Linked DNA regions of Mus musculus: region 1 is linked to region 2. The links are chromatin loops, found by intact Hi-C in ENCODE. Cell type or tissue: heart. All regions are shown on one strand.

Region 1 (5,000 bases), 93 kb before region 2:
TTCCTATGGAAGGTAAGAGAAGAATCCTGAAGGTTGAAACCACAGTGAAACATGGGGATTACTTAAGGTGAATTGCACTGTAGACCCAAGGGTCTATGAGATCATGAGCCTCAGAGGACCCAGCTGTGCTGAGTATGAACTAATAGCCTCTGCACATAAGAGGTTAAGTACAGGAAGAAGCAACCTCCAACTCCACATAGTAGCTGAGGCTGACTTGTAGGCAAGATTTCAGAAAATAGAAAGAGGTGAAAGTCTGCGTCAGAAAGGGCCACAGAAATGATGTGAAAATTGGAAGTCAGAGGTGGAATTAGTAGTGAGCACCTTAAGTTTTCTGGAGTAGAATGTGTCAAGAACTCAGAGACGAACAGGAAGCCCAAATGGATCCAGAACAACTGTTCTCAAGCTATGTGTCTAGACCCGCTTGGAAAACTATACCCCCCAAAAATTATATTATGATTCATAACTGTAGCAAAATTATAGTTGAGAAGTAACAATAAAAATAATTTCATGGTTGGGGTCATCACTACATAAGGAACTGCATTAAAGAGTCACAGCATTAGGAAGGTGAGCATCACTGATCTAGAAGCTCAGCTTAGTGGACAAAATTACTCAGCTCAACCAGCTCTACTGTGGATCTCTCTCTCTCTCTCTCTCTCTCTCTCTCTCTCTCTCTCTCTCTCTCAACCTTGCTTTCTCAAAAATACAGTCTGTAAGAAATTAAAGTTTCCTAGGTCTGTAGGTAGAGTTAGTGATTTCCTTAGATGGTTGCTACATGACTCTGAGTTTCTAGGGAGAAAGGAAATTTCTATTGACATGAAGTCATCATAACCAGACCAATGCAGTGTATCTGGCCATATTTCACACATTCTGGCTAGCCTGTGAGCTCCTAGGAAAGATGGAATGAGATAAGATCAGCCTTTGTGAAAGGTGAAGGGGATGTTGTGCTCCCTCAGACATGATGCTGGTTCCATTAAGAAATATTTGTCAACAGTTGTCAAAGAATTCACTTATATTGGTTGCATTTTGCTGTATGTGAATGATACCTTAGTATGGATCATTTAAAGTATGAACACACTAATATTTTTTTACAAGTCAATATAAAGCCAGTCCTCACTAAAGTTAAATAAATCTTCAATTAGGTGAAGTGTTAAATGAAGGATGGTATTTTCATACGATTGCACTTTGAAAGCTAAAAGAAAGGTGTCTAGAATGGGTGCTGCTAAATCAGGTTCTCTTAAACATTTTCTGCTAAAAACTGCTTGTTACCTGAAACTTTTTACAGGACCCTGGGCATATAGGTTTATAAAATGCGTATACAAATCAAACATTTGCTGATAGTAAATCATAAAGAATTTTATTTTAAAATAAGATTTTGATGTCAACATACAATGTTAACCGTTTCTTTAAATGAAAGCAAATCTGTACACTCACAAGACAGGCATGCTTCATAGCTTTACACACAGATGTAACTTTCAGCTGGATGTTTAATACCACAAGAGTCAGAACATCTTCAACATCTTTCAGGTGATAGAGATTTTGATTTTATAATCTTAATGTTGAAAGCACGAGTTTACATAAACACCTTGTCGAGAACGGCAGGAATATGCTTAGAGTTGTTATTTCAGAAATCATTGGAAATTTCAAGGCAAACGGTGTTGATGATGTGAAACCCGAATCAGCAACTTAAACAGCAGTGTTAAAATGTGAGACTTTCTATCACTTCAAAGCTATACTAACTTCATACTTGCATGTTGAACATGTGGGAAATAGTTATAAAATCTCTGTTTTTCAGTTCATAAAATATAATAGCTTATATCCCACCTGATTGTCTCAGGCTCCTTTCACTGATGTTGAGTGGAATGGAGTGTATTCATAATTAAGGCTATGGTGAAGCTATGCAGTTCATCGTTAACACGTGATGCCACACATGCCTCAGGTCCCTTATGTCTTCTATTTTAAATTAGTTTTTGGTCACTGAACTTTCAGAAACCTTCTATGGCTGCCATTTTCCTTCAGGTCCCTGCACTCAGTTGGGTGACCTCCTTTAGGATCCAGGAAACTACTCTCTGGAATATAAAAGGATAAACCTCTTCTTTGTCTGGGGTGAGCACAGACTATTTTGAAAACAAAAGAGCTTCCCAGTTTACAGTGCAATAGAGTCACAAACCTTACACTCCAGTATGTGCCAAGGATCATAACCCAGGACAGAGATCAAAACAAATCAGAAGTGTTTAGTGTTCTAGAATTTTCTCTTTGTTTATTCACCCAAAGGGTTTACTATCTGGTTCCCTTTTCAACCCCTGTTTTAAAGCAAACTTGAACTATCTTCCAAAGAGTTCACAAAATACAAGCTGACACCTCCTGCCATCATTCAGAAGAGTGAATTGCACAGAATGGAGCAAGTGGTGTGTTTAACTTAGCTTCATGTATAAAGGTATTTCAGGTAAAGGCTGCCCAAGGAGTAGACATGATAGATAATGTGAACAAACCAGATGATTCAGAACACAGCTAGCAGGCTGGAGAGAGGCTCAGTGGTGAAGAGCACTTACTGATCTTCCATAGGACCCAGGTTCTTCCCAGCCCTCCCCCACCCCCCTCATAACAATCTTAACTCCATTATCAGGGCATCCAGTACCATTTTCTGGCCTCTTTGAACATCAGGAATGCAGGTGGTTCACAGCCATAGTCGCAGGCAAAACAGCCATGCACATAAAATAATTAAAATGTTTATTTAAAAAGGAGGAGGAGGAGGAGGCTGCTGTTTGGACTGTCAGACTGTCACGTGTTTGGTCTTAAAAGTATTGTGGCTGAAAATGCATTTATTAAATCTCATTTTCACCCAAGAGCACGGAAACCAACTCCTTAAGGTCTTCCCTTTAGCACAAAGTCAGTATTAAACTTTTTCGCATCTTTGTGTGGTGCACACCTCCATTCAGACTAAACTCCCTAAGTGTTTCAAAATGCAATGGACATACCTACGACTGTCCACCGGAGGGCCCCAGAGAGTAATGTCTGTGTTCCAAGGCACTTGAAAACACACACACACACACACACACACACACACACACACACACACACACACACACACAAAACATTTTAACTGCCAATTCCAGACAAGTACAATAAATGTCTTTATTGCTGGACCAAATCTGCAATTCTTTTCTTCTTGAAAAATAAAAATGAGTTTTTAATCAAACGAAACTTTAAGCAAAATTCTTGTAAGTCAAGAATGTAGGGTTTGGACTTTAAAGTTATAACCCATCCTACAAGAAAATTCTGTCAACTCTGAGGGAGATCCCTGGCTGACTAAAGGAATCAACAGTATGTCTGGAAATTACTGTGTCTCTACCTCTGACTAGCACTGTGGTGTGCTGCACCACCTACAGGTTGGGCTGTGGATGTCTGATCTGAGTCAGAAAACTCTGTGTGTAGTCATGATTTCAACAGGAAGTCACAGATGGCAGGTAATATTTTTGATAAATAAATTATTTGTAATCTCTTTGTGGAATATAAAACATTTAGGAATGATGGACTACTCCCCCAACCCTTCCAGATCTTTCCATAGACATTTACTTGATCATCTCATTTTTCCTTTTAAAATACATGTGAAGGACTATCCCATGTAAAAGAATTGATCATGCTTAAATAACTAGCATCATAGAACTCGGTCTGACCCTTGCTGTACCTTGTCCATCTTTCACAGGGTTAAACCAGCATCCTTTAAGTACCTGTCAGCCCTCCTTTTAACTGCACAGTCTTTCTGAAATACATGAAGCATAACCCAGTGATGTCAACAGATGTATCCAGGCTTCTTTGAGCTGTCACTCACCCAGTTCCTGAATCCATCAGGCCTTCCTCCATGCACCTGGCTCTGAAATTACCCAAGAGCTAAGGTGGAGCCCTCTCCTTGAGGTTCTATGCCTGTCTCTGAAATGAAAACAAACCTCTACTCAAACTACGTTCTGTGCAAAAACGCATGCATTATCTCCCTTGTCATGGTCTCCTGTTTCTCCTCCCTAGTTTGAACAAATGTTACCAGTTTCAGAGCTTTTGGAATTATTACCAAATAATAATTTCAGAAGCCCTCTGGGTTCAGAAAACAATACTGAGGGAAGCGATCCTGAGCCCCTTTAATCCAAGATAATTGCTCTGGCGCTTCTTGGGGGGTCTGGAATTCTCTTGCTGGCTTTGCTGAGTGGGTCTCCTGGAAAGGGGCTTTGGGGACATTTTCTGTCTCTACTGACAAATGTTATTTCAAAGGGCTTCTATTTACAAAGGTCCCTTTTTCCTTCTGTGACAACTGGAAGCTCTCCTAAGGACCATGTACTTTTGTTGGGGAGTGATGGTGGTCGTTTAAGTCCCCCCTTGCTTTCTTCCTTTCTTCTTTGTTCCCTCTTCTTTCCTTTCTTCTTCCCTTCATTTTCTTACTTTCCTTTTTCCTCTGCTTCCTTTTTCTTTCCTGTGCTTCACCATAGATCTGTATTTTGTTTTGTTAATTTATTCAAGGCCAGAGAGATAGCTCAGCAGTTAAGAGCACAACTGTTCTTCTAAAGAACATAGGGTCTCAAGGGTTTAGGAGCCCCATAGGAGGAACAACAATATAAACTAACCAGGATCCGCAGAGCTCCCAGAGACTAAATCACCAACCAAGGGTGGGACTCATGACTCTAGCTGCATATGCAGCAGAGGATTGCCTAGTTGGTTATCAGTGGGAGGAGAGGTCCTTGATCCTGTGAAGGTTCTATGCCCCAGTGTAGGGGAATGCCAGGGCCAGGAAGTATGTAGGGTGGGTTGGTGAGCAGGGGGAAGGGAGAAGAGACAGGGGATTTTCAGAGGGGAAATCAGGAAAGGGGACAACATTTGAAATGTAAATAAAGTAAATTTCTAATTAAAAATAAAAAAGAGAGTCTATTCCTAGGTCTTGCATGGAACCAAGATGGTTCACAACCATCTATAACTCCAATTTCAAGGGATCAACTCCGTCTTGTGGCTTCCAAGGG
Region 2 (5,000 bases):
TCATCAAAGAAGTCTCTCTGAATAATGTTAACTGGCGCTATATACTCAGGAAGGGGTAGGACCTAAGGAGCTCATCGTCATGAACCCAATCTTAATGCAGATAATCACAGATGCTGAGAGCTCAAGATAGCAAAGTCCACTAACTCTTTAATTCTACCCAAGATATCAACTATGGTAATTTGGGGTTTGTGTACACCATAGAACAAGGAGGTGATTCCACCCTGTTGATGCCTGCTGAACTCTGCTGCATGCAGAATATCCCAACTAGTGAAATCTACAGCTTGAGTGTATGTTTCTACACAATTATGGTAAGCCCTCTAAGCCTCTCTCCCCCTCTCCTTTCCCCTCCCCCTCTACCTCCCCCTCCCCCTTCCCGTCGCCCTCCCCATCTCTATCCCCCTCCCTAGCTCCTCCCCCTCCACTTCCCCTTCTGTTTTCCTCCCTCCCTATACAGAATTTTAGACTATAAAACCAATTTGGCCTTTAGTCAAGGAGCTAACATAGGCTGGAGGAAGTTTCTCCTCCCCCAAAACACCTGACAAACCACCAGCCTACATCTGCTGCCCATGTTTGCTGTGAAGCCACTCACTTCACCTTCTGCTTCACAGAGCAGTCAGTGCAGACTGCGAGGCTCAGACCTTATTTCTGCCTGGTCAAGCCATTGTGCCATCTCTATTCAACCATGACCACCCTGTGTCAAGTCAGGGCCACCCTGGGTGTACTCTCCAGCCAGAGTTTCAAGGTTTTGATTTCCTCAGCTTACCATGTCACACCACCCAGGACTCAGCAGTCAAATAGAGGCATCCTCCTGCCTTGCCTCTCTTCTGTGTACAGTGCCTCTCTGACAGAGACATTGCCTCTCAGGGATTTCTTCTCTGTCGCAGCTATTCCTTCTGAGGTAACATTATGTCTGTGACTGACGCAAGGATGTGCCTTTCTGATACTCTTCGAGAAAGAAATGGTTATCAAAACAATAGAGTACCATAGTGAGCTGATTACTCTCTGCCTTAGTTGGGGTTTCTATGGCTGTAATAAAACACCATAACCAAAAGCAAGGTTGAGTAGGAGAAGAGCTTATTTTAGCTTGCATTCCCACATTGCAGTCTCTCATGTAGGAAAATCAGAGCAGGAACTCAAATAGGGCTGGAACCTAGAAGCAGAAGCTGATACAGAGGCCATGGAGGAGTGCTGCTTACTGGCTTACTCAGCCTGCTTTCTTTGAAAACTCAAGACAACCAGCCCAGGGTAGCACTGTCCACAGTGATCTGGGCCGTCTCACTTCAATCAGCAATTAAGAAAATGTTTCACAGACTGCATCCACATGCCAATCCAGTGGGGACATTTTCTCAACTTAGCTTTTTTTTTTTTTTTTTTTAACAAATAACTCTCGCTTGTGTCAAGTTAACATAAAACTAGCTAACACACCACCACTGCCTTGGTCTGGAATTTCTTTGTGAGTCTGACAGGTAGCACTTGAATAATGAACATGGAGCAAGACAATGGCCTACCGGCTAGAGGATTTCCTCTTAACCTGACCGCTCTATGGTGACCTTCATGTGGCGCTCTTTGTGCCTTTCCATGGTGTAGCTGAGATATCTTCTCTTAACCCGTCCTTTCTCCTCTCCTCATTTCACAACCATTTTTGTGTTCTGAGACTCCTGTCCACTTCTGCTACCTCTCCATTATGTTTCCATAGCTGTTGGCCAGAACTTTTCTTATTCTTTGCCTTTCAGATTAGTATCTGCTTCCTGAGGACATACCCACCTCCACCCCTAGTCATCAGCCATGACAGAGTTGACACCAGAGTTTATGAAAGAGCAGGTGAGAACCCCATAAATTAACCGTCCTAAGAAAAATAATCCTGTGCTGGACATTTTTCTTTGGCTCTCTAGATGTGCCCCACTTTACTCCCATCCATTTTGTCCTTAATTGTCCATGCTGTCGGCTCTTTTCCCTTCTGTTTCATATGGCTCAGACAGTGGAAATCACCAACAGGACACTGGAGAGGGAGAGATTCAAAGGTGTTCTTCTCAGCTTTCTTTCCACTAAGTCTCTACAGGTTGGTGGCATCCCCTGTTGAAAGTGACTACTACCACTAAGTGTAGTTACTTACAGTCCTAGGTGCCATTCTGTCAGGTCCAGTTGTGTAACAGCTCCCCTTGTGGCTCGACATGGGTACTGCACCATCACTGGGTGTTCCCCACACTTCTCATGTTGCCAGGACCATGTCTAACTAAACCATAATTTTAGAGCAGTCAGATCCATTTACAACAGCAGCAGCAGCAGCAGCAGCAGCAGCAGCAGCAGCAGCAGCAGCAGCAGCAGCAGCAGCAGCAGCAGCAGCAAAGAAAATCCTCAATTGTTAGGCTTAAAGATCTTGCTTAAACATGTGGAAGAAAAAGATACAACTGCATCGAGATTATATTTCTATTAGAAGTATCAATGTAACTATTGAAATAGCATCTGAATTCCACCACAGAATTATTGGTAGCTTTTGATGCCACAGTTAATACAGAGCATATCAAATAGAATAATGAGTTCTATTTGAATGTATCAAAATTCAGCATGCTCCCTTGTTTTTTTCTTTTAAAATGTTATCTGAGACACAAGGTTCTCAGGTTTAAAGAAGGAAACCCTGGTTAATGTAATTGTTTTCAACTTTTGAACAAATATTCCCACCTTCAGTGGGACAGAAATTTATCTCCCTCATCCAATGGTGGATCTGGCAAGGTGATTCAAGACACTATTTTAAAAACCTTTTTTAAAATAATTTCTTCCAAAGTTTCTTTGATAAGTTAAAAAAAAAAGAATATGATCTCTATGGACACAATCTACATATGACCACACTCATAAAGCAGGCCTACAATTTTAAGGAGTTTTGCAAAAGCTATGTCCCATAGTTTTTGTGCCTCAAGTTACAAGCTGCTGATCTACAGACTTGCAAAGAAGCAGGATAACTATATTAGTGGTACACACACACACACACACACACACACACACACACACACAGAGAGAGAGAGAGATACACAACTCCATAAGGAAAGGTAAACAATGGAAATGATGAACACAGTACATGCTGTGCTCTCTCTCTCTTCCCCTCTGTCCCCCAGTGTGTGTGTGTGTGTGTGTGTGTGTGTGTGTGTGTGTGTGTGTGTGTATAAAGGCACAAATGTCATTTTTAGTGAATTTTTATTTCAAAATATATATTATTGCAGAGGCTTATGATTATAGATTCAGTTCCATGGTTTCCAACAATTCTTGAATTTCCTTTGTAATATTTACCAAAATTTGGGTGTTTTCTCCCGAAATATACATCATATTTCCTCTAAGCCAATAGTTTTGTAGAGATTCATAAGCCTCATCCTTGTCTGATGCTCCTACCGTCTCTCACTGCATGCTCAGCTTTTGTACCACCTCTGATAGTCTACCCAAGTTGGAAATGGAAGTGTATTGGCCAGAGTTTCCTAGAGGAGTGGGTATGATAGGATGGACGTGTATAGTATAAGAATTAGTAGTTCACTCTATATTAAAATAATAAGTTTGACTCCTGAGAGACTGAGAACCTGGTAGTCAGTCCTGGAGAGCTAATGGTCCTTCATCAACCGTGGAAGCTAGAAACCAGGATGCTGAGAGCAGCGAAGGAATCAGCAGTGGCAGAAACAGCTTCAATCAATTGCTCTGCATAAGGGGAGGCCAGATGAGCAAAAAAAAATAGGCAATCCTTTTTCTGCCACATCTTCCTTTTATCTGGGATGCTACAAGAAGTTGCCCTCCACACTCAGGATGGGACTTGCTGTATCAATTAAGGCAATAGAGAAGTTTTGTTCAGGGCTCCCTACTCAGGTGATTCTAATTTGTGGCAAGCTGATGTCAAAAGCAACCATCACTTCTCTTCCATATCAACACATCTTAACCATTTCTCAGCATCCCATCCATGCTCTTTCCTTTCCAGTCATTGTCCAGGTCTCTAGTGTGCTGGGAAAACATTCATTTTGCTTTCTCCATTTGTCAGCCTCACAAGGCCACTGCTTAACATTCGGAGACCTGGCTGACTTTCCATAGCCTCATCCAGCGTGGGGCTGCAGACAGCTTGTTCTTCATGTCTTCTTGGAAGAGTACCTGAGCTCTCTACCACAGCGTGTGAGGAGGTTCTCCCACCTGGGCCACTGATCCCTTTTTAATCCTCCTCAACTTATCCCCTCTGTGCACACCTATGGCACTATGTCACCACAATTTCTCAAACCCACATGACTTTTCAAGCTTCTGTGTCTTTGCATATCCACCTCATATTGTGACTTTTGCCTGCTTGAGTGAGGCCTACTCGTCTCTAAAATCTCTGTCTAATAAATAGCACACACACTCCCAGAAGCCCCCAAAGGTGACTTCAAGCCAAAGACATCACTGTGTTCTCTTTTACTGCCTAACTTTCTCTTTAACAACACACATTAAAAGGCAGGAAACCATTCATCTACACTTCCATTTCTACCAGGAAAGGTGTGTTCCCTGAGGTGGAGCCAGATGGTTAACCAGTTTTACTGGTTCCTGCCATATGGTAGACACCACAGTTAGACATATGGATTTCCAGATCTGCTCTAAAAAGGTGCAGTGCACCTTAAAACAAAAGCCAACTAATCATATTACACAACTTCTTTCACATTCTAACATCGATATGAATTAAGTTATAATTCTCCTAATGGCAGGCAGGGCTAGCCAGGAATAAATGGGGAAGAGATACAATTTCTGTTGTGACTATGAATTATGAAGGCTTAAGTCAGATCCAAATCCCCACCTAGGTATTTTACATGTATCCAGGTAGCATAATTTGGGTTTAAGATGTTCTCAGAGGCTTTGTCCTCACAGAGATGCTATGAGGAGCCCGTAGAATTGAGGTGGTACCTAGTTAAAGTTTTTTGAGTCCTTGGGATACAGTCTTAAAAAGATGTTGGCAACCTGGTCTCTTTTAGTCTCATTCCTTGCTTCTTGGCTGCCATGAAATGAAC

Evidence for each region. A loop is a pair of places that touch in the nucleus more often than their neighbours do. Peaks named below come from ENCODE experiments on the same cell type or tissue, not always from the same donor. Only the 100,000 strongest peaks of a DNase experiment are listed, where the experiment ranks them.
Region 1: it touches region 2 in a loop (15-fold over the local background); 5 of 42 quality-filtered maps call a loop at or near these places.

Annotation. Positions count from the first base shown.
Region 1 is chr2:147,800,309-147,805,308 of GRCm38, forward strand. No RefSeq gene overlaps it. Among named protein-coding and RNA genes, the nearest start is that of Gm25516, 72 kb to the right of the region's middle. In heart, CTCF peaks have their summits at 2,986 (motif pointing right) and 3,189; no DNase peak of the experiment used is centred here.
Region 2 is chr2:147,893,736-147,898,735 of GRCm38, forward strand. All of the region lies in intron 2 of Gm35579 (a long non-coding RNA gene), which reads right to left. Gm46769 (a long non-coding RNA gene) reads left to right here. Exons shown (of 3, transcript XR_001783501.2): 2 at 202-308; 3 at 1,734-1,814. Among named protein-coding and RNA genes, the nearest start is that of Gm46769, 2.7 kb to the left of the region's middle. In heart, CTCF peaks have their summits at 2,165 and 2,365; no DNase peak of the experiment used is centred here.